Regions from separate parts of the Mus musculus genome. Here all the other regions are linked to region 1. The links are chromatin loops, found by intact Hi-C in ENCODE. Cell type or tissue: heart. All regions are shown on one strand.

Region 1 (4,000 bases):
AGTATTTATAGCCTTGCCCCACTTACAGTTTGCTTTCTCTGGTCTGTGCTCATGGTTGAAAATGTCATCTATCCAGAATGCTAGCCACTTGCAGCCATGCCTCTCCACCATGAAGAACTCATATCCCTCTGGAACTATATAAGCCAAAATAAATCCTTTCTTTCATCAGTTTTTTTGGTCTTGGTGCTTTATCACAGCAACAGAGATCAAGAGTGTGGTGGCTCAAGTCTTTAATCCCAGCCATTGGGATGCAGATATAGATAGATCTTCATGAGTTCAAGGCCAGCCTGAAATACAGACTAGGTTCCAGGACAGCCAGGGCTACAACTTGAAACCTTACAGAAGCAAAATGAAACAAAACAAAACAAGGCACGAGAACAGAAAAATACCTGGTTTGTAGAGTTTGGAGAGTGTTTACGGTGAGGCTGACCTCATATAACTCAGAGGCAAAATTTTCACTTGTAATTGCCGTCTTCTTCTTTGTTAGACAGGTCTACAACTAGCCCAGGCTGGCCTCTAAGTTGCTATGAAATTGTGTCAACCTTGAGTAGTTTCAGGCCTCTACTACCCAAGCTCTGGGATTACAGACGTGTACCACCATACTCCGTTGACACCTGGTAATTTTAATCAGTTTATGAGGAATCCTTAAAAGCACTCACTGAATAGCCGGGTTTAGTTGAACGTATAAGGCTTTCTTCAATGTCATAATAAGAACAGCCTGTTAGTTCACTTGTTCAACGCAGATCTCTTTGCCATAATGTGGAGGATGGGCCTGAGAAAGCCAGGACTGAAGGCTGGGATGCCTGGCAGCTACCAGATGTGGCTATGATTGGACATGGAATGGAGAGGGAGGGTTGCTGAGACCTTCCCCCAGGCCAGCTCCAGTGGAGGCAGAGAGAAGATAGTATACCCTTTAATCATGAAGGGCACATTCTAAGACCCTCAGAGGAAGCCTGAAACTATTCATCCTACTGATACATATATCCTTAGGTATATTTAATATATTTCTACATATACACACCTAGGTCAAAATTTAACTTATAAATTAGTAAGTTAAATCTATAAATTAACCTACAACAAGGTTCAGGAAAAGGTTAACGAGAGCAGTAAGACAGAAAATTACAACAAACGTTAATAGTCATTTTCTCTTGTTTTCTAAATGTCTTTCTGAAAGTGTAGATCTTAACAATGTTACTAGACGTTTTGTTCTTTTCTTATTAAGCTTATTATTATAGCACCTTCCCATTTATCAAAAGCACTTTCCAACTTGTCTTTGGCACGCCTAAATTCCTAGCATTGCCTGTCTTGCTCGAAGGGGTTGTTGTACAAGTAAATTTGGTTTACTGAGCACAAACTTTGTGATACCTCAATAAGCGAGCTGAGGGTCACGTGAGTAACGGGAAGGTAGCCTATATAGTGTGGATACAGAGAACAAAGGTTCGATTCTCATTCCAGATAGGAAGGGACTGGATACTGTGAAGTGTCATTGCCCCACTTAGAATAGCATTCAATACAAAACGTACAACTTACTTATGTATGGAACTTTCCACGTAACATTTTCAGAACGTGGGTGAGGACAGATAATTGAAACCTGGAAAAGAAAGACTGCTGGAGTGATGTGGGTTGGGCTAGCTGAGTAGAGGGATTGGGTTCCCATTGTGAGGATTTTATGGGGCTTGTGGCTGGTGGCATACGTTTGTATTTTATCCTCAGATCCGACCTGTCCACCCTATGCACTGTCGCTCTTTTCAACTTGACCTCATTTGACCTTGTCAGGCATCTTCAACATCCATCAGTCCTTCAGGGAGGAAAGCCTTTGGACACATGGCTTCTCGCCATTATTGGTGTGCAGACAACTTGAAAATTGGCAGAGGAATCCATGCTGGCGAAAGAGCAGTTGAAAGACCCTCAGAAGAGGTCGGGATGCCCTTGGAGGAGGTAGAAAACTTCATGTGTTCCACGCTTCTCACAGCCCCGCTGGGCTCCTGTGGCTTCTCAGTGTCTCATTTCCAGGCTATGCCGGTGCTCCACTCGCCAGCAGAGGGCAGCATTGAGACATCAACGAAGGCGGACTTGGGCGCGCGACCGCCGGGAAGCAGAGCCTCAGGATGGCTGCTTGTCGGAAGCTTTAACCTTTTAAGCAATTCTCCGGGGAGCCCTTCCTGTCATGTGTGGGCTGCCCTAAAATGAGCAGGTGATAGAAATGAAATATTAAACAATTCTGTTCTGCAAAATGAAAATGAGTTGTCATTTAGCATTTTTATCAGTCGATGACACATTCTTCCAGCTTCAGAAGGATTTTGTGAAAATGCAGGAGACAGTGAACTCATTTACCACCAAATCCTCAAGAATCACACGTGGGGGCGCCGTCATCAGGGGCAGGGGTGCAGGGCAGGCCAAGGCTGAGCCTTCAGGGCCGAGGGGCTGGGATCTGGGACCTGTGACGCAGGCCAAGGATGCAATTGTCCTGGATAGCAATACCGAGGAAGCAGGCACATCTCCAGCAAGGCTGTGTGTGGCCAGGCAGAAGGCAAGTCAGCTCACAGAATAATGAAAGGAGCTGAAGGTGGTGAAGTGAGGGCTGCGGGCAAGCTCGCTGGTCGCAGGAATCTCTTTCATACTGCTTTCAGAAGCACCAGCAGTGATGCCGAGCAGGGTTTTGTTTTTGTTTTTGTTTTTGTTTTTGTTTTTGTTTTTGTTTTTGTTTTGTGATTTTCACCTAGTGGCTTTGGTGGCAGCGAAGTCCACTCTGAGCTCAGGCTGTCAAAAGGGCGCTTTGCAGGAACCTGAGAGGGTCTCCAAGCAGAGCTGCAGGGAAGGGTGGGCCCCAGCCTTCCCCGGAAGCTCTTCAGCAGATTAAATCATGGCGTCTTTGGTAGAGGATTCCTGGCTGCCACACAAACAGCCCCTGCTTCCCCGTTTCCAGTGCGATTTATTTCTCTACAGACGGTATTGATTCTTTCCTCTATCCGATCGCTCCTGGGCCTGTGTAAATGAAAGCCCTCTTGTGTAATAGTCATGCCTATAGCTGGGCGATTTGGGCAGGCAGCTGCGTGTTACATGACCCTGTGAGAAGCGATGCATTTTGCTGGATAGATACAGTCGAAGCAAATGTTTGCAACTCATCTAGCAGCCCAACCTGTATTTACGAAATATTCACCCTGTTTTTTTTTTCCCCCTTTGAGTCAAAACAGCTCAAGAATATTTCTGTTATAATATTCATATGAAGGGGCTAGTGGCAGAATGAGATCATTATCTGTTGAGCCAGGTGCTGCCCTCTGTGTTACTGAGGGAAACAATCCAGACTTGTGCTCGGTTTGAGTTCATTTGAACTCATCCAGATGGGACTAACAATAATACCTGTTCCAGGTGGGTACAGATGCATCTGACATAAAATGGACCCAAAGCATCTGCCCCCTTTGGGTCCTGCATAGTGTGAGCCCCATTCTCCATTAGCCCCTCCTTTTCCTCTCCTTTCCTCCTTGGTCTCTCCCTTTGATTCAGTAAAGTGATCTCACTGAGACATTGACACCAAGAGAGCCTTGACCTCGCTTGGATATTTATTACTTAAGAAAGGTCAGTGCGATCAATAAAGGCATCAAACATATTTCTGGCTTTTTTTTTTTACTATTTTATTTCTGCATTTATTTATATAGTAGATGTTGACACACACACACACACACACACACACACACACACACACCACATTCTCTTTTCCTCCCCACACCCTCATAGCGTGTAGTAATGGGTATATGTTAGCTAGCCACTACCCACATTTGCAAACCTCTTGTGAAGCCCCAGGTTGTGTGAACACGGACTGACATTTTTATCTTTGTTTTTCTGTTTGTACATAGTATCAGGAGTAAATGAGATTTTGTTCACTTCTCTCCACATCTGATTTGATAATTTAAACCAAACCAATCCAAACTAAACCATCTACTCGATCCTTGCCTTCCCTCCACAGTAAGGGTGGAAGTCAGCTGCTGATGTAAGGGCATAG
Region 2 (4,000 bases), 530 kb after region 1:
GCCTAACTTTCCCCATTTACATTTATTCATTCATTTTCTAATCAAATATTTATTGCACAGCTATTAAGGAAACGAACTATTCTAGTTGATAATGGGGAATAGAAGAGAGTGAAACAAAGACAATACATGAAGACAGAATATACATGAAGACAGCAAGTGCTATGAAGAAAAACCATAGTTGGCTCATCTATCGTCCTGACATATACTAATAAAACCATAATCATCCAATCTATATATGACATATAATAATGAGCTGCCCATAGACCAAAGCATAGAATCTAAATCATTTCCAGTGATATTGAGAGCTCACATTCAATACACATGTGTGTTCCAGTTCCAATATTCTAAATATGAGTCAAAGGAAATATAAGAGAAACCGAGAACCGGTGAAATCTGACACGAAACAGATTTAAAACATCTGTTCTCCACTCTGCTGGCTAAGCACATGGAGAAGAAAGGTGAATAACCAGTAGGGTTTTTTGTTTGTGGGTTTTGGGTTTTTTGTTTGGTTGGGTTTTTTTTTTGGGGGGGGGGGGGTTATGATTTTATTTTATTTTATTGAGAAAAGAAAAAGGAGGCACAGAGAAAATCCCTATAGTACTTTATGATGTCCCTTTGTATTTTAAAAGGCAAACGCAATACATATTAAGAAAACTAAACAAAACTCCTTAAAATAATTTGCAAGAACGAAGCATCAAGTCTCATCCCGGCCCTTGAATACACTCCTCCAAGCCGCTCCTCAACGCTGCTGGCCAGGCTGAAACTTACTTTCTCTGACTTTGGCTCAGGGTCAAGCGCCCCGAAAACTGCAAAAAGATAAAGGGCCCTCTACACCCAGCTTCCATCAGGAAAGGCAAGAAAGGGCCGGCCAATGCTCGGGCAGGCTGGTGCTAGGGGTCCCCCTCCGGCCGACTCTGCTCCTCCGCCTCCCCGCCCGGTGAGCGCGGCCTCGCCCCGCGCACACAGGAGCCTCGCTAAGGATGGAGAGGAGCGGCGGACGTAGGATCAGACCAGACCTGCAGCGCCCACCCGGCTCCCGCCCGCAGCCAGGGCCTGGCCTGCGGGGACTCTGACCTCTCCGAGCCCCGGGGCTACTGCTGCTACCGCTGCTACCCGTGCTCGGGCTACCGCTGCCCGAGCCGCTGCCGCTGCCGCTGCTGCTGCTGTTGCCGCCGCCGCCCTTGGCGTTCTTGCGCGGGGCCATCGCGAGCTGCTCCGGGGACTGCAGAGAACCGGGGCCTTGCTGAGTGCACTAGGGACACCGGGGCTTCGAGACTCCTGTAGCAGCGCCTTAGCGTCCACTGCGCTCGCTGCGCCTCGGACGACTTGCACCAGCGTGCAGCCGCGCGGTTAGCCTCGCGTGCGCCCAGCCTGCGACTCCTTAGGCTGCCAAGAGCGCTCAGCTCCCCCCGGCCTCGGCCCCGCCCACGCCAGCCTCTGCCCACCCACCAGATCTGAAAGACGCCAACACGAGCCAATCCCGAGGACCGCTGGCAGGGGGCGGGGCAGGCTACGCGCGCCTGCCCTCCTCAGGCCAAAGCTTGTCTTTTGCTGCGCAGTGACTGCAAAGCCCCAGCGGCTTGTGGCTTTCTAGTCTGCCTGGATCCTCTGGAACGTGGCAAACGTGGAAGCCGGCAGGACTCTCGCGAGCGTTGGTGTTCTGGCTCCAACGGGATGGGGCGGGTATGAGGGCGGTGCCCGAGAGCTGCGCACCACCTCTTGGCTTCTTGGGAATTTGGTTCCGGTGCCTAAGTACGACCAAGGGTGCAAGCCCTCTCTTTGAAAAGGATTTGCCACAGTTCCGCCAGTACACTGTGATTGTTGAGCCTTCCAGTGTCAAAAATAAGGATTTGTGCCATCAGTAGTTTTGGAGAACCTTTAGTTAAGACATTAAAATGTTAACATGACTCAAAAACCCTATTTTCTTAACCATGCACAACACTCTCATCACACTAATACCTAGAATTTCTTCATGTCCCCAGCCATTGATCTCCTATGCTTATGCAGTGTACTGCGTCGGGATTGAGAACTGAATATTCAAAAGAAAAATGGCAACAGCTGGATGAACCAGCCAAGGTCCAGCAGAGACCATGATCATTTGTTACCAATTGCCCACATGGTGTCTGTGGGTAACAAAAAAACATGAAGTATGTGGTGATTTAATACATTGCTGTCAATGTCGAGATCTTCCAGGAGTTCTTGGAAGCAGCCCCTTGTAGAAGACCCAGAGTGAGCCACTGCTGTGGGACGACCCCTTCTGAGACTGCAGTTTCCTCAACCACCACTGACCATCATTAGGGTCCACTGGCCTCTGCCTTGTCAGCTGTGAATACTGGGTACCGCCCGGGGAAAAAAGTGGAACCCAAGAGCCTCACAGAACAGGGAAAAAGAGGGCATCGTTTTCACACAGCCATGAAGGTGGGTGCTGCCGTCCATTCTTACTGCATTTCTTTATCTCTGAGCCTCCTCGGCACCCAGGAGTCCTCTCTTTTGAACACAACTTCTTGCCCACAAAGGACATTCTTTCAGCAGGAAACAATGATGGGAATGGGGGGAGGCAGAGAGGCAAATCTGATCCATATCACTTAATGGAAGGTGCTGATATCTAAACTACAATAGATAAATAACTCTCCATCCCCAAGATAAAAAATTTTAATTACTCACAAAACACTATTATAGAGTTGATGCTTTAAAGGTTCAATCTTAACTAGCTTCCACAAATGTTTTAATCCCTTGTGCTGGCTGATTTTGTGTGTCAACGTGGCACAAGCTGGAGTCATCACAGAGAAAGGAGCTTCAGTTGGGGAAGTTCCTCCATGAGATCCAGCTGTAAGGCATTTTCTCAGTTAGTGATCAAGAGGGAAGGGCCCAGCCCATTGTGGGTGGTGGCATCTCTGGGCTGGTAGTCTTGGTTCTATAAGAGAGCAAGTTGAGCAAGCCAGGGGAAACAAGCCAGTAAGTAACATCCCTCCATGGCCTCTGCATCAGCTCCTGCTTTCTGACCTGCTTGAGTTCCAGTCCTGACTTCCTTTGGTGAGGAACCAGCAGTGTGAAAGTCTAAGCTGCATAAATCCTTCCTCCCCCCACCCCCAACTTGTTTCTTGGGCATGAGGTTTTGTGCAGAAATAGAAACCCTGACTAAGACAACCCTTATTCCCAGTTGGTGGTGCTGGTTTGGGGAGCTGAGGAATCCTCAGGAAGTATGACCTGGCTGCCCAAAGAGGCCACTAGGAGCAGACCTTTGAGGGTTATTTTATTAGTCCAGGCCCTGCTCTCCTGCTGCCATGGGTTCACATTGCCTCTGACAGTGGGGGCTAATGTTATGCCTTCCCTGGCCACGACAGATTAAAGTCTCTCTGGAACTCTGAGCCTTAGTAAACCTTTCCACTCTTAAGTGATTTCCTTTGAGTATTTTAGTCACAGCAATGCTAAAGTAATGAATGTCCCAGAGTTGGTGATAGAGAGGGGATGTGAACTCAGACTGCATGCAGAATTACTTCCAAATTATCCTTCCTAGAAAAAATCTACCGTTCAGTTGAGAATATCTTACTTGACGCCACTCTCCTGCAGCAGAGGCTTCTGGGATCATCTACACCCTCCCTGCAAAGACAGACTGAGGCCTGAGTGTGGACACTTTTCATAGGTCACAGTTTAGGGAAGTTAGATTTTACATTTTTGAACAGCTGTCTCCAAGGAAAAGTGAGGCTTTGTTCCTTCAGTCCAGAAACTAAGTCTGGTATTGCTAGCAATAGGACATAGTCACATCTCCACTCCATTCTTCCAGGAATCTGAAGAGTTAGTTCCCCTTTCCTTAAGAAACCTTCATTCAAGCAAAACCAGGATTTGTGGCTGCCCTACAGAAAAGAGTTTCACGGTGATCCAATAAGAAACCACGTTGGAGATTTTATTAAAAGTAGGCTTTAATATAGATCTTAAGCAGGGGGCTTATTAGAAAAAATGATGCTGCAGAGAGAGAAAGATTAAGTACCCCCAACAGGAC
Region 3 (4,000 bases), 200 kb after region 1:
CAACTGATTTTAGAGCCTGAGTTTCTCTTGATTTTTGGATCTTGTGACTCTTCCAGAATGTATTGATCTCTTTACTGAGGACAAAACTGTGGAGATTTTGTTTTCAGTAGGCAACTTTCTGAATCAATTAAAATACTGAGACGGGATACAATATACTCTCAGCTCATTACTGGTGTGCCTTCCATGACAGTCTGTATTATAGGTCATTTTTCTAGTGTACTATTTAACTTGAGTTGCCTTGCACACTATTTTTAGAATTGGTTACTTGAGAAGCTATTTCCTGATTGCTGATTGCAAGCAACTGCCAAGTGTCATCAAGAGGGAAGGATCTCAGAGTGTGGAACTACTCGAAGCACCATGGTACCATTAACAAGTCTTGGCCTCACAAGCTTTCTCTCTCGTTATCACGTCTCTTAACTCGAAAGTGACATTATGGTTCTGAGTCAGATCAACTCAGGAAAAAGAGTATGCTGCTTTAAGGAATGACCATAAACACAGTACTAGATCTGTGCATGCACACTGAATTCCACCAGTGCCTACACAGGCGGTGATGTTCGTGACTCTGCTCTGGTGAATATGATATTAGCCGTCTATCTAAAGCTCAGTAAAGATTTGTGGAATATCAGTGAAGAAGTTCGTGAACATGATGGTGGTGGTGCTAGTGGTGGTGGTGGCGATGGTGGTGGTGGTGTGTGTGTGTATGAGAGAGAGACAGAGTCAGAGAGACAGAAAGAGACACACACAGAGACACACAAAGAGTGACAGAACTCTCTACTGTGAGATCACTCACAGCGATCATACAGGAAGTCCAAGGAACTTGGAAAGTGGCCCTGTGCTTTTGGATAATAAATGTAGGAAAGTCTTCATTTGAGAAGCTCTAGTTGGAGGCAGAGTGGCCAGAGCAGAAGAACTAAACACAGTGCTTATTTAACTATATTAAATGCTCGCTTGCATTCTTGACATCCTTCCCAATTCTTACTTTTATGATATTTCTCATCCAGGGAGTTACCAAAATAGACAAGCATGAAATCAATGTTTCATCCCACGTTAGTAATGGATAGAATGCTCACTTCCATGGAAGCTTTTATTTTTTATTTATTTTTTAATTCTCTCTGCTTAATGAATATTGCTGAGTGAGGTTACCCCCATCCTTGGTTTCATTTCAGGTGTCATGATGGGGTCTTTGGGGGAACTAGCTCTTTTTCGTCAAACAAAATACTATGACATACCAGCCTTCTTGTGTATAAAAATGTACAAAGCATTAACTGTTCTATAGTATTGGTTCCTCAGTGGCCTCGTCCACCCCCACACAAACCTTGTGAGAATGTAAGTACAGTCATTTTAATCACAATCAAACTCAAGCCAAGTATGGTGGCACTGAGCTACTGAGAGACTGATGTAAGAGGATCTCCTGAATAAAAAGGTTTGAGAACAGCCAAGTGACTTAAGGAAAAGGAAAAAAAAAAAAAAAAGACTTGTAAAAAAGAAAACAAGCAATGCACGCCAGAAAGGCCTGCTTCCTTTCTCCTGCTTGTGCCCCTGGCGCTCAGTAGCACGTCACTCTCAGCTAATCTGACCCAAGATCAGAAAAACAATAGAAGGGCATGCATCAGGCACCAGTGACAAGCAAGGAAGGCAGTGACCTAAGAGAATGCAGCTGCTGCATTGAATGAGTCCCGCGTGGGATGGCTCTGTCTGCAGTGTCTTGAAATACGTGAGCACGCTGCTCGCCTTGCCTTCCTTCCGTCACTAGCAATTATTTATTGAGCTTCCGCTATGTGAGAGAACTGGTGATTGCTTAGGACTTAGAGGGAAATACACAAGGCTTCCAACTCCGCTAGAGCTCATGGAGCAGCTCGCCAGGCACGGATGCTTATGGTACAATAAATCATTTCCCTTGAAGACGGTGCCGACTTACAGTGGCTTTCATCTCCTCTGACAGGAATGCCACCTGGTCACATTAATGCTAAAGTACCATAGTGTGCTGCAGCCGTTCTACTCACTTCCTGCCTTCTGGAGCCCCTCTCGTCCTCGGCAGTACAGCCGTGCATCCCTCTGCATGGACAGTCCTGAGGACTGTCTTGGTGGTTTATTTTATTTTATTTTAATTAATCGTAACATTTGTTTACATCTCAAATGATATCTCACTTCCTGGTTGCCCCGCCACAACCACCCCCCCCCCCCTACCATCCCATATCTGCCCTCTCCTCCTTCTCCTTTTCCTCTATGAGGGTGTTGTTCCCCACCCATCCACCCTCTCCTGCCCCACTGCTCTAGCATCCCCCTACGCTGGGGCATCAAACCTCCACAGGACCAAGGGCCTCCCCTCCCATTTATGTCAGACAAGGCCATCCTCTGCTACATATATATCCCTCCAGGTACACTCGTTGGTTAGGGGTCGTCTGGCCAGCTGATGTTGTTCTTCCTGTGGGGTTGCAATTCTCCTCAGCTCTTCCAGTCTTTCTGCCAACGCCCTCACCGGGGTCCCTGAGCTCAGTCTGATAGTTGGCTGAGAGCATCAACATCTGTATTGGTTGATTGCTGGACAAACCTCCCAAGGAACAGCTGCACCATGTTCCTGTCAGCAAGCACCTTTTGGCAACAGCAACAGCGTCAGGTTTGGTGTCTGCAGACAAGATGGATCCCCAGGTGGGGCAGTCCCCAGATGGCTCTTCTTTCAGTCTCTGCTCCATTATTATTATTTTTTTTTGTCCCTGTTCATCCTTTGGACAGGAACATGTCTTGGTGTTTCTTACATCTCCCATTTCCTGTGGTTCTTGTGTAGCAGTCACCTCCTAACTAGGCTTGTCTCTAGACCCTGCTCCTATCCAAACCCCAGCAGACCATCTGGGTCTCTATGTGCCCAGCTGCCAGCATTGCCCTTCTCCTTATGCGCTCACTAAGGAGCAGTCCCAGAAGGCAGAATGCAGGTGGATCTCAACACACTTCTGGCTCACTTTTAATAAGTGTTTGCCTCATTCCACAGAACTATGTTGTTACAAAGAACAATGTTTTCAGTGGATGCTTGTTCATATAGCTCTTTCTGCCCTTGGCTTTTCAAGTCCAGTGTCTAATCCTTCCCATTCTTCCTAGACCGATTAAAGTATTTCTGAAAACTCAGTCTGAAGTGAACTCTTCTTACCCCAAGCAGATTGTAAACCACTAATACTTCCTGTCTGATCCCATATTTCCTCATGCAAAATTAAAAGTCGTCAGAGCACCAGTATCTTCCAAGCTGGAGCCAGCCACTCTATGTTGTTTTCATGTGCTAGGGCATTGGGTGGAGTGATCTTTCCTCAGAGATGCAGCTAAGTAAGACAGCTCAAGAGTAGCAACCATGACTCGAATCTGAATCCATCAAACTCCAAACATCCTTTAATGACCTTGTTACCCTTCATGCCCAAAGGTTTTCTGATCCTTTATACAGATTGAGTTTTTCCAGTTTTACCACATACTGCTTTGGTTTGGGCCTTTTTGGGTATTATAGGTAGCTTTTACTTGTATGTTATGGTTTACATAAAACAGATCTTGTGTTTTATGGGTTTAGTGTTTGTTCTTTTGGTGTGTCTGTGTGTGCATCTGTATGCATGTTTCTTCTTCCTTTTTAAAAGCTTCTGGTTTGTTTGGTTTGTTTTTGTTGTTTTCCTGTTTTTTTCTTAAATAGAGATGGAGAAAGGGCATGGAGTTGGGTTGGTAGGAAGGTAGTGAGGATCAGGGAGCAGTTAAGTGAAGAAAAACCATAGTGAGAATGGATGGTATGGAAAACGGTTTTATATGACGTAAAAGACATTGACTAATCGTGCAATGAACTATTGAATAAGAAGGCTGATGCACTCATTATGCAGTGGACAGACTGCTAAAGTAAGTGGGCAAATGCACTCACTGTTCATGACCTTTTCTGAAATTCTAGGAAGGGTGAGAAGAGCCAATGTGACACAATATTGTGTCTTTACTTATTCAACCTGGTCTTCATTTAAACCGAAGGGGAATTAACTGTAAG
Region 4 (4,000 bases), 140 kb after region 1:
CTCTCCTAGAAGAAGAACAGATATACCCCTTGCCCAAATGGCCAAAGTGGTAATGATATTCAGAGCAGATGGCCTGGCTTTGTTCATTACTAGTCAAGGACTGGCTCAGATTTGGGAGGCGAGATTTTTGTGTGCTTTCTCAGTAATCAGGCGATAACACCATTTTCCTATAAATAGTAAAGGGTAATAGAGTGCAGAAATTGAAAAGGCATTTTATGTAACCGTGGTTTGCCTGGCTCTGCTTTGCAGTGCTATCATTTTCTATCAAAGCTGATGGGGAGTTGGAACATCTTTCAAATAGCCCATTAATTTGGACCTGATGGTCCAGTCCTGGGTCACAGCACCTATTTGATTTAACCAGGATCGTTTGCTTTATAAGAGCTAACAAAGTACAGCAAACAAGTGCTTTCACCTGTCATAAAGAAGTGTCTGGAAAGGGACTCTTTGAATTGATTTTACCGAACTGCAAAGTATTGTAGTTTCTTTTGCTGCTGTTTTTGTTTTGTATATTTTTTATTGTTTTTGTCAACATAAAATCAGGATCTTAATCTCAATGCGTGGTATCTAAGTAGAAATGTTGTTAGGTCATTGGTCACAAGAATATTTAAGCTAAAGCATAGAAAACCCCACTCAACAGTACCCTGGTGTATTTAATCTGTCTCTTGGAGAAGGGACACTGAAGCTAGTTTTGTTCTTGCTTCTCTTTAGAGGCACCACCCAAAAGAAAAGAGACTCACAAACAGATATGTTCTGGAAAAAGCTTTGTGCAAAAATTTATGCTCAATAATCTTTATGGATGAGGACTAGTCATGTCATGACAAAAGTTTGCGTATAGTTACTAATTATATGAACTTAGGCTCAGTTCTATTTGTCTCTAAATTTTACTCACTTTTTTAAGCTTAAAGCATGAAAATATTTGGCAAAGCCTATGCATTTAGTCACATAGCTACTGTCCTTAGACTGACAATATGCACAACAACCAGGGACTCTCAAGACTCTGGGAAAGATTAAAAAAAAAAAAAAAAACAACTCCCTTATCTGTGTGCAAACAATGGTCCAGACCAGGAGGTTGGAAAATGTGTACGTGTGGCCAATTTGAGCTGCTTCACCAGAAACACAGGCCCCGAATGCAAAGCATCCAAAGACGCTGTCTTCCTGTACTTAATGCAATTTCCTGAGGCTGGTAAGATTTCAAAGCAGGGCTGCTTCAGCGAGATTTACAGGCGCCTGTCTCAGAAGCAGTGCTTCTTTTCCCTGTCTGAAATATGCCAAGCTTATTAATTTTTATAGTGTGCTACTGTTGTGGCTTTCACACATTTCTTAGCTAGGTCTGTTTATTTTTCATATTGATAAAAACAAAACTTTCTTATTTAAAAATGTATTTAAAGGCAAAAAGAAAGATTTTTCCCCCCATAGCCTAGTGCCCTTTTTGTGGATGTGTTTATGGAAGGGTACAGAATTTTAGAATCTGAATGTATAGCTGAGAGGTCCATTTCCCAGAGAATGAAGTCTTGTACTCTGAGAACTGGTTATGTCGGCCTACATATTTGGGCTTGATACTAGAAACACCCTGTTATCTCTGAGAATCTGCCCCTGACTTCACAAACTCTGTTGCTGCTGAACCACCCTTCATAAATGGACTCTGGCTGGCTTTGATCTTCTCTGCTCTTGTGACACTGTGACTCAGGCAGAGGAGGTGACACGCAGCACAGAGATAAAAAGCATGGCAATTGTACAAATATATTAACTCAGAAAACCCCCCAGGGTCATTGAGATAGCTGGTCCTCCATTCTTACACCCTTCCCCAAATAGTCATTGTTTAGATAATTATTACTCATCCAGATTTCCCGGGAAGGAAGCTTTAAGAGAGGGGCCATAGTGTGAATGACCACAAGTCTGTGACCCTCATTTGCCCAAGTGCTGTGTCTCTTTAGAGAAAACTGGACTCAATTTCTAATCCAAGTTTTTCTTGGCTTAAAGGAAGTTTCACCTGGATGTATAGACCAGCTGGTCAGACACTGCCCTATAAAAAACCTTTATGTATTCAGATATAAGTTCATTATTCCCCCACCTTCTCTTAGTTTTCCCCATCAGGTCACCCTGTGTTGTTTATTTTCTATAGACTTGCTCTATGTCAGGACAAATGGAAAATGCCCTTTTGTGGTAGGCTAATTTCCCAGGTGCTTTTGTTCGGCTTGACTTCTGTTAGAGGAAGAATGTTTCAGGGTGAGGTATTCTGTGTCCTGGGCACTAACAGCTGAATCTCTGATTCTTAGATATCATTCAGATAACTGGCTATCCCTTGCCCATTTCTGTTTCTTAAAATAGCATTGCCTCAATTCAGACTCTATTATTGCTCAAACACTATTACGTAAACGTCCATACCTTTATATGTGTCACATGCATAGGTTACTTGATGCTCTGAATTTTACAGATTTGGAAGAAACAGGAACAAAGCAGTGGAGCCTGGGAGAATGGAGGGGCTCAAGTTGCAGGCTTTATAAACAAACTTCTCAAAATGGAGTCAGCTGACATTTTCCCACACTTCCTTTTTTTCATTGTCTTTATTTCTCCCCTTTATTTTCCTCCTTCCTTCCCTCTTCCTCTTTCCCTCCCCATCGTTCTCCCTTCTCCCCACTTTTGCCTTTCATCGTCTCTTTTTCCCATCCTTTCTTTCTTCCTCCGTTCCTTCTTTTTAGGTGCTATATAGTATGCAAGCACACATGGATGTAATTTATAGGGTGATACAGTAAGCTGCCATGAAAGCCATTGCCCATGTGAACACATATGCTAGTGACATGTTTATTTTTCTATTACTGTGGTACTGCTGTCCACAGACGTCGTTGTGAAATTTGCTTTGGGACAGGTCATTTATCCCAGCAATTTGAGGTCATTGCTTCTCAGGTCTGATTTTATTGTTCATTCAGTGAGTCAGGGGTACATCTCAGTAGTCTTGTGTTCCCAATAATCTATGACATTATGAGATTGATTAATGGGCTACTTTTGGTGAAATTCTTGATTGATACATAAAAGTTACACATATTTGTGGGACACAGTGTGAACTTTCAATGAATGTATATAATGTGCAGTGACCGAATAAGGTTAATTATCAATTCCTTGCATTAAGAACCTTCCTACTTTTCTGCTGGTGTTAAGATTTTGTTTAATTTGACTTAATTTGTTAAGTCATTGTAAGCTGTGGTTGACCCACGGTGCTCTGGAATAATGGAGCTTGTACTCAAGTCCAGTGATGTTCTGACACTTGTCGCAACTCTCCATTCTTCCTTCCCTTGCAGCCTCTACTCCTATTCTCTTCTGCCAAGTCAATGTGTTTTGTCTCTTATATGTGAGGGAAACCATATTTAGTTTTTCTGTGTCTGGCTTATTTCACTTAACATGGTGAATGGGCCTCCCTTGAAAAATGAAGGACCACAGTTATCCTCTTATTTAAATTTTGTACAGCCAGGTGTAATTAGTAATGACCTTTAACTGCAATGAAAGACAAACCATTCTAATTTCTGAGGCAGTTCCAAGGTCAGTTGAGGGAAAAGATGTCTGAGTTCTTCTTTCCTCTCATGCAACTCTGGAGCAACTTTCTCCATTCCACTTTTACCTGGTGGTTTTCTTCATTCTGATCCTTGCTGGGCCCATTGTTGTCCCAACTACATTCATAAGAAGAGTCCCAATTACTTAGATGTCCTGAAAAAGCCGAGTAAAGAGGGTAATTTAATCCCAAATTGGGGAACCTCATTGCTCATCCACCTCTATATTATTTTTTCTCAAATCATGGAGTCTATTTGGGGAAGCACCTTTTTCCTTTGAGACAAAGTAGTTAGGCATTTCCACCTCCTCTCTTCCTCTCCCAGAGATATGCCTACCAAACACAGCTGATCCACTTTGGCTATGGACTGCCAACTGCTTGGGGCTTCTTCATATGGCGATGGAGCAACATCCTATGATGACATTTCAGTCTAATTTTTAACATGCGTGTATCCCTTTC
Region 5 (4,000 bases), 150 kb after region 1:
TTCTTTTGTTTATCATTTACCAGGAGAAATGAGATGATAATCAAAACTCTTTTCTTTTCCTTTGTAAAACAGTAGCTGAGGACAATAGAAAATTTATAGCAAATGGACAGATTTAGAAGTCCATATGGGTGAGGTAGAGAGCAGATTGAGAGCCTTGGGTGCCTGTGGTTTCTTAGCAGGACAGGAAGAAGTCAAAACCACAAGTTCCACATGAGCCTGCAAACCTTTCTCATGGCTCAAAATGTCCTTCCTGAAGGTCAAGCTTCCAGCCCTGAACTTGTCTGGCATAACCTAGCCTGTGGAAACACGCTTGCTATTAATTAGGCACCTTAGGGTTAGGTTAGGGTGACCTTTAGTAGTCTCAAGCCGCGAAGGGCTGCCCTTAAAAAATGTGAGAGACATATTTATGTCTGGGATACTTGTGTGAGAAATGAGGCTAATGGGAACCAATCAATTGTATAGCAGCCATAACATCTCTGTTGTATTTAGGCCCATGAACAGCCACATAAGCATGCTTTAGCATCATCAACAACAAAACCATTCATTAATAAAAATCACTCTATCGCTAATCTGACTACAGACCATTATCTTAAGGAGTCACTCACTGTAACTAAAACTTTTGTGAATGTATTTCAAATATTTGTATGTTAACTATTCAAGTTGTTAATAATACGGCCAAATGTCCTATCTAAGGATTATATGTGCTTAGTTGCAAGGTATATGCTCATCAGACCCACACTTCAATGAACTCTTCTATCTAGACTTCAATGAATTTGCCCGGATATTCTCTGCTTCATCTCTCTCTCTCTCTTGTTTCTCCTGTGTGCATCTGTTTTTCAGTAAGCAATGGCTTCGGTTTCCCTCCTCTTTTGGATGGCCACCACCACATAGGGCCTGAATGTCCTGCTGTTCTCCAAGGACAGAAAGAAGACTCTGTACCCGTCTGTTTGGGGAGCAGTCTTGTAGGGGAGCCATCGAATGGGCCACGGATTCAGCACACTTCCATGTGAATGGGACCAGTTTCTGTTCTTCCCTCACCTCAGAGCTTAAGCACTTGGGAAGGAGATTTGGCCAAGATGACGCATTTGCAGGCTGGGCTCAGTCCAGACACTATAGAAAAAGCTCGTCTGGAACTGAATGAAAACCCAGATATTTTACATCAGGACATTCAACAAGTCAGAGACATGATCATCACCAGACCAGACATTGGGTTTTTACGTACAGATGATGCCTTCATTCTGCGATTTCTTCGAGCCAGGAAGTTTCACCAAGCCGATGCCTTCAGACTCCTGGCCCAGTACTTTCAGTACCGCCAGCTGAACCTGGACATGTTCAAAAACTTTAAGGCAGATGATCCCGGGATTAAGAGGGCTTTGATCGACGGATTCCCCGGAGTGCTGGAAAATCGTGACCACTATGGCAGGAAGATTCTCTTGCTGTTTGCTGCCAATTGGGATCAGAGTAGGTAAATGTAGATAGTGTCTTTACTTGGCTTTGCTTTGACATAGCATCATCAGTGCATGCTGGGGTTGTATTGCTTCATAGGTCAAAATTCATTCCACATGCCCTCAAGGAGGTTTTAGGACCTTGATGTAATGTCACCCAAAAGCAAAACTACAAGAGAACTATAGCCTCTGAGTTGCACTGGACTTTAGAAGTAGGCATTTCACTCATCAAATTGGGTCAATTATTTTAATAAATCCAAAGTTGATGTTCCAAAAGGGCAATCTGTTCTCTTTGACATTATCTCCTTAAGCAACAACAGTACAAAAACCCCAGCTTCTCTAGATTGGTTTCCATACAAAATAAGTTTTGTGGATGCTCTCTGTAACTTTAATATCCTCCTCTTTTGTATGGCAGATTTTTCATACAAATGAACTCCCTTGATAAATGTCCTTTTTAGAGCCCCAGACTCTACATACCCATGTATCTGTCTTCATCTCTCTACCTAGTCCCTCATGCCAAAATATGGGATCATCTTTGGCATTGGTCCCATTATCTGACCTCTTCCCAAATTCCACCCACCTCCACCTTTTCCTTTAAAAATCATTCCCAGTATCTTCACTTCACTGCCCCCATGGCTAACGATCAAGTTTTCGTTCACATTGTTTTGTGAAAACAATTATAACAGAAATGTAAGATCACACTGCTCATCAGATAACCTTTTTGGTGCTTACCACATTTTCTTTTATTTTCAATTTTTAAAATTTTCATTAGGTATTTTCTTCATTTACATTTCAAATACTATCCCAAAAGTCCCCCATACCCTACCTACCCACTCCCCTACCCACCCACTCCCACTTCTTGGCCCTGGCATTCCCCTGTACTGAGGCATATAAAGTTGGCAAGACCAAGGGGCCTCTCTTCCCAATAATGGCCAACTAGGCCAACTTCTGCTACATATGCAGCTAGAGATATGAGCTCCGGGAGTACTGGTTAGTTCATATTGTTGTTCCAACTATAGGGTTGCAGACCTCTTTAGCTCCTTGGGTACTTTCTCCAGCTCCTCCATTGGGGGCCCTGTGTTCCATCCAATAGCTGACTGTGAGCATCCATTTCTGTGTTTGCCAGGCACCGGCGTAGCCTCACAAGAGACAGCTATATGAGGGTCCTTTCAGCAAAATCTTACTGGCGTATGCAATGGTGTCAGCGTTTGCTTACCACATCTTCTACTGGGTATTTGTATGATCTCATCTAGCCACCCAATACCTTCAAATTATAAAGGTTACTGCCATTTCTCATACTTCATGGTACAAGAATATGAGAAGGTACAGATCTGGATTCACTGTCACATAGCTAGTGAAGCCAGAATGGAAGTTGTGTCCTGGTTATGTGACTTCAGAGCCAGTTGTCATAGCCCAGCTATGCAACGTCACCGTGTGTCATGAGATCAGGGAAGATGGTGCCTTTTGCATGTTTATCTCTTTGCTGGGTAGCACAACTATCAATGTTGATTGGGAAAAATGAAAGGAGCCACTTGCTAGAACGCCCACTGTGGTTGGGACTTTCACAACAATATCGTGGATAAAAATTTTATGTTCATAGGAAGACATAATGGAAAAATATACCAAAACCTTACCAATGCCATTTAAAAGAACTTCTGGTCTGTCTTTCCGTTGCCTCATGCCCCTGTTTTTTCTAAGAATATCAGAAGTCCAGGGAGGTTTCACAATCATTGGCTATTTCCTGGTTGATAAATCAAGGCAGGACCATCTGGCTCTGGAAAAGTACACAAATGTCTCCACACAATCAGCCTAGACTTGAGTCAGATCTGTACCTGAACCGATAATAGCGATGTGGAATAGAAATCATGTTTATCAAGTTCACATTGCAGTTCATGGTAAGCCTTGCTTTATGTTGTTCCACTGATAAGAATGATGGATGGATTTTTGTATCCATCCATCCATCCATCCATCCATCCATCCATCATTTAATCAACAAGCATGTAGAGGTGTGAGTTTGAGGCACTTAAGACCATGATGAGAACATGAGGTCTTCATCAGTGAAGACCCATGTGCAGGGTTCAATAAATGGTGCAGTACATAAACGGCTAGATGCTACCCTCTACTGAACAATTACTCCTGAGACACAGGGGACATAGACACAGCATCTACAGGGAAGGGAACAGTCCCACTTCCAAGAATGGAACACTCACATTTTGGCTCTGGAGCCAGACAGTTTGGTTCTGGAGAATAGCCATGCTGATGTCATTGTGCTGAATTGCCAGTGTTCCGAGGCTTCCATCTGCTGGGACGGACTGTGTGCTGAGCACCACTGTGCGCTGAGCACCGCTGAGTCGTGCTGTTCACATAAAGAAGTGAACCAGAGTACGATGTTTGACTTCGTTTTAAGGTTTGGTCTGTATGTATCCCCAAAGATGTCATGAAGAAATAAGAGGTAACAGATCTCTGAGGAAATAATGAAAATGTTTATGATTATAATAACCTTGGACAAGTTACTTCCTTCTCTGTTCCCTGAATTGCTCATGTGTAAAATAAGA
Region 6 (4,000 bases), 390 kb after region 1:
CTGATCCTAAATCACTATGACACATAATGTTTCTTTTAACCAAACCCTGCAGGACAGGAGCCACTGGGTATGTTAGCTGACACCCTGTCCCACAGGGACTACGTTATAGCCTAGTGCAGGTCTTTTCTATACAATACACATTTGCAATGCTGTAGTCTCAGTCCACCATGCATGTATTAATGATGTCATAAAAAGCCAAGGCCAAACTTCTGATCTCCCAAAAACAATCAAAGTTATGACAAAGGTAGAAAGACAATAGCTTCAAAATTCAATGACATTACAGTTAAGCACCAAGAGCAACAGAGTCAAGTGCCTCTTTGTGAGCAGGCTGAGGGGGAAGCTGCTACTGTTGACGATGTTTCCAACACAGAAGAGACCCTTCTGTGACACATCCTAGCTCACTGAAGTAGCATTTAATGTAAAGTCGGCAGCTTGGAAGCCACTGATCCAGAGGCTCAAGTCAAAGAACGAGGACCCTCGTCTGTCTTTGTTTTACAGAGGGGTTAGCTTTTTCCTGCTTCAAAGTGCATTCGACATATTGTTTGCTTTACGCCAAATAAACTCCCTTGTTGCCTAAAGGAACCAGTTTCTAGGCTTTGTGACTTAGAGCTTATCTATTAAAATGTCCACTATAAAGCAGAAATCCTTTGAAAGCCATCTCAGCCAGAATATGGGAATATCAATGGTATAATCTACTACTTTTGCCTGAGAGTCTCATACTGCAACACTTGAAAATAGTATATTATTTACATTTATTGACTTCATTCTTTTTCCTATCACAACAAAAACCCTTAAAAAGTTGTCAATACAGACTGATAAAAATGAAGCTCAAATAGAAATTAATTAAAATTTAAATCGTTCCAATCAAGATATAGGGGTGAATATGGTCAATATACTTAATAGTCTTTATGGGACCCATTGCTCTGTACAATAGAGGCATGCCACTAAAGAAAAACAAAGTAAGGAAAATTGGTCATGGTGGCAGTTGAAAGGCTGAAGGTGAAAGATTACCATGAGTTTGAAGCCAGCCTGTGCTAGATGTGACTTTCGGGCTCCAACAGGGAGTGAAGGGCAGAGAAAGTAACGGGAGAGTTAAATCCAGATTGTTAGCCATAATCACGTACATGCTGTTTCATTCAAGATAAAGAGGACAGAACACAGTGTATGTTACATGTCATTTTCAATCAGCACTTAAGAGTTGTCTACAGATAACTCAGTGCGGCTCAAAATACACCAGTGCTTACCTCTTCGTAAACCTTCTTGGCACTGTCGTTGTCTCCCAACAAGAGGTATCCTACGCCAAGGTCGTTTTTTAAGGTAGTATCACTAGGGAACAGTTGAACTAGTCTCTGGAGGGTAAGTAGAGAACCTCTCATGTGACCTAGTGTTGGAAAATAGGATTAAAAGTATTATGAATACAGACCACAAGAGAGGATTTAGCAGATCCTGAAGAACAACTTACATCTGACATCCTCTATGAACAGATCAGTAAGTCCTGAGTAGCATAGCTATAATGCTATCTGTAATTGTTCTATGTAGATACTAAATACGAGATCAATCATAAATTGTAAAGACATAGTATTTTCTGAGTCAATTCACATTTACATTTTTTTTATCTTATGTTCTTGAGAATATAAATGTATGTTACCAATTCAGGTGAAACAATTTTGTTTTATTAGCTTTGAAATTTTAGATGGAGTATAGATAATAGAAAGCCTGAGTTTGGGTCGAGCTGTCAGTATGGGCACCGAGGGCCATGGCACCAGCTTCATTGTGCATGCCTTCTCTAACAGAGGAGGCAGAGACCGAGCAGAGGAGACATTTTCCAGTACTATGGGAGCCTCTGGTGGACAACAGGCTATGGTGCACTACATGGCTCAGGAAAGCCCAGCTGCTGTTCACTTGGAGGCTTAGACAGAAAGAGTCTGGGCCCACTGTCACTGCTCATTGTCACAATTGCAAATTGGAAACACAAACTGCAAATGGGGGCGGGGCTGTGCTAAGAAGACTAGCATTTGCAATAAATAAATAAATAAATAAATAAATAAATAAATAAATAAGAGAAAAACCTACCGTGCAGGGATTAATGCCTACAAAGGGGACTATGAGGAGGCAGGTGCAGTTCAGCCAGGGAACACAGCTACTGCTTAGCTAACATAAGCAAATCTGGCCCGTTCACTCCAGGGTCTGTGTCGCATTGCTGGGTAATGCTATTCCAGTCAGGACTCCGAGTGGTTTTCCCAGGCAGTGCTTCCCTCTCTGGTGCAGACAGCAATGGTGCCAATGGTGCAGGTACCTCCTGCAGACACCTGCTGCTGTTCCTCCACACCTTGTCTGGATCCCCTGTTATACTGTGAGGAAACTCCATAACTCTGCAATTTCAGGATCCCTGTCCAGTTGCCTCAGAGCCTTCTCACGTTACCCTGTCTCATTCTCACCTCAGCGGAAGAGACTATACTGAAAACTAAAGGATTTCTGTGGAAGGTGAGACATCTTCACAAGATCAAGAGACCTTGATCTCGGGCTGGGAGGCAAGAGAATCTTTTGGTATAAAAATTAAGAGGGAACCAAAGACAATCCGTTTAACTCTAAGTTGAATAATTATTTTAACAAATTCTCAAAAAAAAAAAACCCTCCCAAAATTAATGTAAAAATCCACAGTGACTTTGTATGCGTTTATATGCATGTGTGGGTGTGTGAACAGAGACTAGAAGACAACACTGAGTGTCTTCCTCAGGAGCTGTGAGCTTATATGCTTGCCTGAGAAAAGCTCAATGACTGGAAGGCAGGCCAGCCTTGTGAGCATGAAGACATGTGATACCCAGAAACCAAGCATAAAGGCCACATATGCTGGCGCAGGCATGTAATCCCAGTGCTTGCGAGGCAGCGACTCGGAGCTTTGGGACTAGAAAGTCAGCCGGTGTAGGCTATGTGAAGTGCTCCAGGCCAGTGAAGATCCTGTCTTTAAAAATAAGGAGAAATGGCATCTAGGTTTTCCTCTGGCCTAGACATTCATAGATGTTTGCTTCTGTACACGTATGAGTGCACTTGTGTGTGAACAGACAGACACACCCATACACAACCGAACACATACACACACATGAGGGTGCACACAATTACTGAGGCTAAGATTGGTTAAATAAAGAGAAGTTGTGTTTAAGTCAGACAAGGCAAAAGGCAGGCTTCTTCTCAGGCACCTTGACTTTGAGAAGGCACCATGTGGCTGCCACTGAAGGCAGGCATGTTCCCCCATCACCAAGCTCAGCTTCTCACCTAGAAACTGCTGCCGTTCCGACCTTCGCTTCAAGCTCAGCTTCACCAGGTCTGTAGGGGCATCAGGCAGGTCGGCTGCCTCCTGGTAGGTCTCGATGGCCCTGCGCAGAACCTCATTGCTTCTCTGCTTCTCTGCCAAGTCATCTTCACACTAGAGGTGGCCCCCAGATGGATCAATATGCCATTACCTCAATGCCTGTCATTTCCCCCAGAGATCCAATGACAGTGATCTTTTAGACATGCTTTTTAAAAAGACAATTGACCTTTTCTTTATCAAATGATACAAACAAAAGAAAGCAGGACAACTGTTGTTTCAATAACAGGAAGAAAAGTCTGCTGCTAAGTTACAGACGAGGAAGAGGACTATACAATCACAACAATAGGGCTGATGGGGACAGACATAATAACATTTGGGAACATTAGACATACAGGACTCTGATCTATGGTCTGTTCTTCAATTTGTGTGTCCAGCGACTCATTCACTTCACCCATTAATTAATTCATTTAACAGCTCTTTTCAGAGGGCAAGACCATTCTACCTATGTGTCACCCTAGTTCAATAGCTCAGGGTGAGATCTTTTCTCATTTGACAAATACAAACAAAAGTGTTGTGCATAGAAACAGCAGGTTGATGCATGGCGGGTGCAGAATGGGGAAATTAGCAGTCTAGTCAAGACAATTGGGGAACTTTAGAAGAGGGGCCAGGGCATGTTTAGTATAAGACAGA
Region 7 (4,000 bases), 320 kb after region 1:
TTTGAGTTGTTCCCACATTTTGTTCCTTGTGACTTTGCTGCTCTGAGTGGGGGCATTGTCTCTTTTCGGGCACTTGCTGTCTTTTCCTTTTATCTATCCTGTAGTTTGTTCCTTACAGCCACTGACATTGTTCAATTTCTCTGATAACTCTAAGATCAAGAAAATGACTCTCTCTCTGTTTAAGGTATTTAAAAAGAGGGGAGTTAGTTGGTTCCCCCCTTTTCTTTATTTTTGGTTTGTTCTTTTCTTAGTTTCCTTTTCATGTTTGATTTTGCATGGTAATAAATGCCTATTCTGTCATTTGGTGCCCACTCTAAGTTTCTGTCCTTTGTAAACCTTTGACAACAAAGGGGGCACTCTATTCCCTATATTCAGAGGAACTGTATAACACCACTAAGCAACACATTTGCTGAATGCAAGATAGAGGCATGCAGTAGAGGGAAGGGGCCAGTAGGTGGTTAATAGAGAAGAGAGATTGACCTTTTAAAAAATATTAGTTAGTTTTATCAGTTTATTAATTTAGAAATGTTATGGTTAGATCTCTCCAGTATGCTAGTTATTCTTCTCTGGAGTGACTTTGCCTCCCCTAAATCCACCCTACATTTGTTTTTTGTTTGTTTGTTTGTTTTATTTTAATTAGGTATTTTCTTCATTTACATTTCCAATGCTATCCCAAAAGTCCCCCATACCCTCCCCCACCCACTCCCCTACCCACCCACTCCCCTACCCACCCACTCCCACTTCTTGGCCCTGGCGTTCCCCTGTATTGAGGCATATAAAGTTTGCAAGACCAATGGGCCTCTCTTTCCACTGATGGCCAACTAGGCCATCTTCTGATACATATGCAGCTAGAGACATGAGCTCTGGGGGGTACTGGTTAGTTCATATTGTTGTTCCACCTATAGGGTTGCAGACCCCTTTAGGTCCTTGGGTACTTTCTCTAGCTCCTCCACTGGGGGCCCTGTGATCCAACCAATAGCTGACTGTGAGCATCCACTTCTGTGTTTGCTAGGCCCCGGCATAGTCTCAAGATGGAAAGATCTCCCATGCTCATGGATGGGCAGGATCAATATAGTAAAAATGCTATCTTGCCAAAAGCAATCTACAGATTCAATGCAATCCCCATCAAAATTCCAACTCAATTCTTCAACAAATTAGAAAGAGAAATCTGCAAATTCATCTGGAATAACAAAAAACCTAAGATAGCAAAAACTCTTCTCAAAGATAAAAGGAATCACCATGCCTGACCTAAAGCTGTACTACAGAGCAATTGTGATAAAAACTGCATGGCACTGATATAGCGATAGACAAGTAGACAAATGGAATGGAATTGAAGATCCAAAAATGAACCCACACACCTATGGTCACTTGATCTTTGACAAGGGAGCTAAAACCATCCAGTGGAAAAAGACAGCATTTGCAACAAATGGTGCTGGCACAACTGGTGGTTATCATGTAGAAGAATGTAAATTGATCCATTCCTATCTCCTTGTACTAAGGTCAAATCTAAGTGGATCAAGGAACTCCACATAAAACCAGAGACACTGAAACTTATAGAGGAGAAAGTGGGGAAAAGCCTCAAAGATATGGGCACAGGGGAAAAATTCCTGAATAGAACAGCAATGGCTTGTGCTGTAAGATCGAGAATCGACAAATGGGACCTCATAAAATTGCAAAGCTTCTGTAAGGCAAAAGACACTGTCAATAAGACAAAAAGACCACCAACAGATTGGGAAAGGATTTTTACCAATCCTAAATCAGATAGGAGACTAACACCCCTACATTTGGAAACTCCTAAAAATATTTCTCATTGTTACAGAGGTGTGGAGCATAGCACTGCCCTCTAGTGGCTAGAGGCCAGGGACCCAGCTGAAGATAAAGCACAAAGACCATGTGAGCCAGATGGCCACAGTGCCAGGGCCTGCAGTGTGTAGTATGTAAAATGGCATCAATCATGTTCTCAAGAAACAAGTCCTGGTGATAATATGGTAACCAGCTAGCATCGCTCCTGCTATACTGTAAGTCTTTGCTAAGGTACAATATAAAATTTTAAAACTTTGTGGAATTTTAATATTAAAAAAAAAAAGTCCCAGTAAAAGTTTCTTTTAAAAGTTAACAGCATTTAGCACATTAGTATCACTTAAGATGTATCTTCTCGCTAATATCTCTGTATACAGACAGGAGCACTAACTCTGCCCACAACCTTTGGTGGGTTAAAAAAAGCACTACACAGCCACCACCTGCAGGTTTCTCTCCTAGTGCTTCATTTAGACTACCATTCTAGAGCTTGGTTCTCAAACAGCTCTCTCCTAAGGTTCTGCTGGAGGCCCTGTAGGGTCCTTTGCAGTACTGATTTAAGATATTCCATGTATAACCCACTTACATAGCAGATGAAGCTAAGAATATAAACAAGATTAATTTCCAATCTGTCTGCTTTCCTAAGATAGAATACAACTTAGGAAACACCTAGTCTGGTTTTCTGGTCACTGGATGTAAGACTCATTTTTTCCACAAAACGGATCTTCAACAAATCGACTGAGCTGGAAGTGAAATTATTTAGATGCTGCGTCAGGTGTCCTCCTAAAAGATGTGACCACAAGGACTTTTATCCAGGGAGCCATCTCCCCAGCCCAACAAGTCTCTAAAGGGCATTATGCTAAGTGAATCAAGGTAGTCACTAAAGACCAGACTCTCTGTGGTTCTGCTTGTGTAAGGTCCTGGAGTAGTCAAGATCAGAGACTAAAGAGAAGTGGAAGCTGTCAGGCTTAGATGGGGAAGCAGTATAGACTTAGTACTCACCCATCCAGACTGGACTATTCTGGACCTAGGTGGTGGCAATGGCTGTAACAGTGTGAGTGAATGCTAACCAACTATGTGTTTTAAAATGGTTAACATATTTTACTTTATGATATGTATTTAACCATGATTAAATAAAGAAGGAAAAAGAGGAAAGTCAACAGGGACACAGGAGAGAAAAGAGTATAAAAAAGTATCAGGACACAGCAGGACACTAAGTCCTTTAAAGGGAGCCGAACATAGCATTTCATTCTGGCATTTGACACTTGTGTGATCTGGGGCAAGTTACTGATAATTCTTTATTAAGGATGAGTTATGCCCTGATAAATCCATCATGAATCAAAAGCCCCAGGCATTGCTGATGTATACAATACACTATCCAGTCTGAATATGCCAGCCAGCCTATGGGATACATGTTCTGAATGTTGACATTAGCCTATAGTTGGGCAAGATCATCTAATGCAAAGCATACTGAACACTAATGTGTGGAATTGCTAACATTACTTATCAGAAACCAATATCCAACAAATTCTAGTGACGTAGCACCCAGTAGCAACTTGGCTGGTGGTTCAAGTGATGGAGTGGCTGACAGAAGCTGTGCTGCTAAGTTCTGGCATCACTAGAAGGTGTTAACACATACTGCTGACCCAAGAAGAAAGTAACAATTACAAGTTCAGTTTCTAGTAAACGGGCTTCATTCTTCACAACCATAAGGTTGAACTACTGCAGGTAGAGCTATTATCATAGTAAGCATTGGGGTACGTCTGAACTTAGCACATTTATACTTGATTCCACCTGCAGACTTGATAAGAAGATATGGTAGACATTCAACTTCATAGTGAAAATTATGAAACAGACATGGGAAGAAAACAAGAAGTATGGATAAGACAATAGATTACCAAGAGTATACTTGATGTCACTCCTTATGAAATCTGATTTCATTTTCAAAGACTGAAAATATATCTTGGATACCAATGACAAAAGGCTCTTGCAGTTATTTGAGCACCAGAGAATCTGGAAGCTATTTAAAAGTCTACATGTAATTCAAATTAAATACAAAAATCTCCATTGCACAAAGTGACATTTTCCAGGATATTTTGATTGGTGTAATGAAACCAAAGATTTTGGCATATTTAAAAAACATAATCATTCCATTCATTAACTTACATTTCTTGTGAACTAGGAAGAGTGATTCCCAGGGAGC

Evidence for each region. Peaks named below come from ENCODE experiments on the same cell type or tissue, not always from the same donor. Only the 100,000 strongest peaks of a DNase experiment are listed, where the experiment ranks them.
Region 2: a loop joins it to region 1, with 4 times the contacts of the local background. A loop is called at or near these places in 13 of 42 quality-filtered maps.
Region 3: a loop joins it to region 1, with 2.1 times the contacts of the local background. A loop is called at or near these places in 3 of 42 quality-filtered maps.
Region 4: a loop joins it to region 1, with 2.6 times the contacts of the local background. A loop is called at or near these places in 9 of 42 quality-filtered maps.
Region 5: a loop joins it to region 1, with 2.4 times the contacts of the local background. A loop is called at or near these places in 5 of 42 quality-filtered maps.
Region 6: a loop joins it to region 1, with 7 times the contacts of the local background. A loop is called at or near these places in 34 of 42 quality-filtered maps.
Region 7: it touches region 1 in a loop (10-fold over the local background); 31 of 42 quality-filtered maps call a loop at or near these places.

Annotation. Positions count from the first base shown.
Region 1 is chr4:9,133,934-9,137,933 of GRCm38, forward strand. Gm50597 (a long non-coding RNA gene) reads left to right here. Exons shown (of 2, transcript XR_001784233.1): 2 at 1,777-2,240. It overlaps Gm34288 (a long non-coding RNA gene), which reads right to left. Exons shown (of 4, transcript XR_881105.2): 2 at 1,531-1,591. Among named protein-coding and RNA genes, the nearest start is that of Gm34288, 6.7 kb to the right of the region's middle. In heart, a CTCF peak has its summit at 2,029 (motif pointing right); a DNase peak (open chromatin) is centred at 2,048; H3K4me3 peaks cover 804 bases; H3K27ac peaks cover 1,550 bases.
Region 2 is chr4:9,667,707-9,671,706 of GRCm38, forward strand. It overlaps Asph (aspartate-beta-hydroxylase), which reads right to left and starts at 1,456. Exons shown (of 24, transcript NM_023066.3): 1 at 1,075-1,456. The coding sequence starts at 1,204. In heart, a CTCF peak has its summit at 1,540 (motif pointing left); a DNase peak (open chromatin) is centred at 1,535; H3K4me3 peaks cover 2,143 bases; H3K27ac peaks cover 1,795 bases.
Region 3 is chr4:9,335,942-9,339,941 of GRCm38, forward strand. The region is part of intron 2 of Clvs1 (clavesin 1); the gene reads left to right. Among named protein-coding and RNA genes, the nearest start is that of Gm11816, 51 kb to the left of the region's middle. In heart, no CTCF peak of the experiment used is centred here; no DNase peak of the experiment used is centred here; H3K4me3 peaks cover 303 bases; H3K27ac peaks cover 1,806 bases.
Region 4 is chr4:9,270,349-9,274,348 of GRCm38, forward strand. All of the region lies in intron 1 of Clvs1 (clavesin 1), which reads left to right. Among named protein-coding and RNA genes, the nearest start is that of Clvs1, 3.0 kb to the left of the region's middle. In heart, no CTCF peak of the experiment used is centred here; no DNase peak of the experiment used is centred here.
Region 5 is chr4:9,280,548-9,284,547 of GRCm38, forward strand. It overlaps Clvs1 (clavesin 1), which reads left to right. Exons shown (of 6, transcript NM_028940.2): 2 at 841-1,465. The coding sequence starts at 1,011. It overlaps Gm11816 (a long non-coding RNA gene), which reads right to left. Exons shown (of 3, transcript XR_881109.3): 3 at 1-3,908. Among named protein-coding and RNA genes, the nearest start is that of Gm11816, 4.8 kb to the right of the region's middle. In heart, no CTCF peak of the experiment used is centred here; no DNase peak of the experiment used is centred here.
Region 6 is chr4:9,528,642-9,532,641 of GRCm38, forward strand. It overlaps Asph (aspartate-beta-hydroxylase), which reads right to left. Exons shown (of 24, transcript NM_023066.3): 16 at 3,274-3,424; 17 at 1,245-1,381. Among named protein-coding and RNA genes, the nearest start is that of Asph, 140 kb to the right of the region's middle. In heart, a CTCF peak has its summit at 1,848; no DNase peak of the experiment used is centred here.
Region 7 is chr4:9,454,713-9,458,712 of GRCm38, forward strand. The region is part of intron 23 of Asph (aspartate-beta-hydroxylase); the gene reads right to left. Among named protein-coding and RNA genes, the nearest start is that of Gm11816, 170 kb to the left of the region's middle. In heart, a CTCF peak has its summit at 1,853 (motif pointing left); a DNase peak (open chromatin) is centred at 1,859.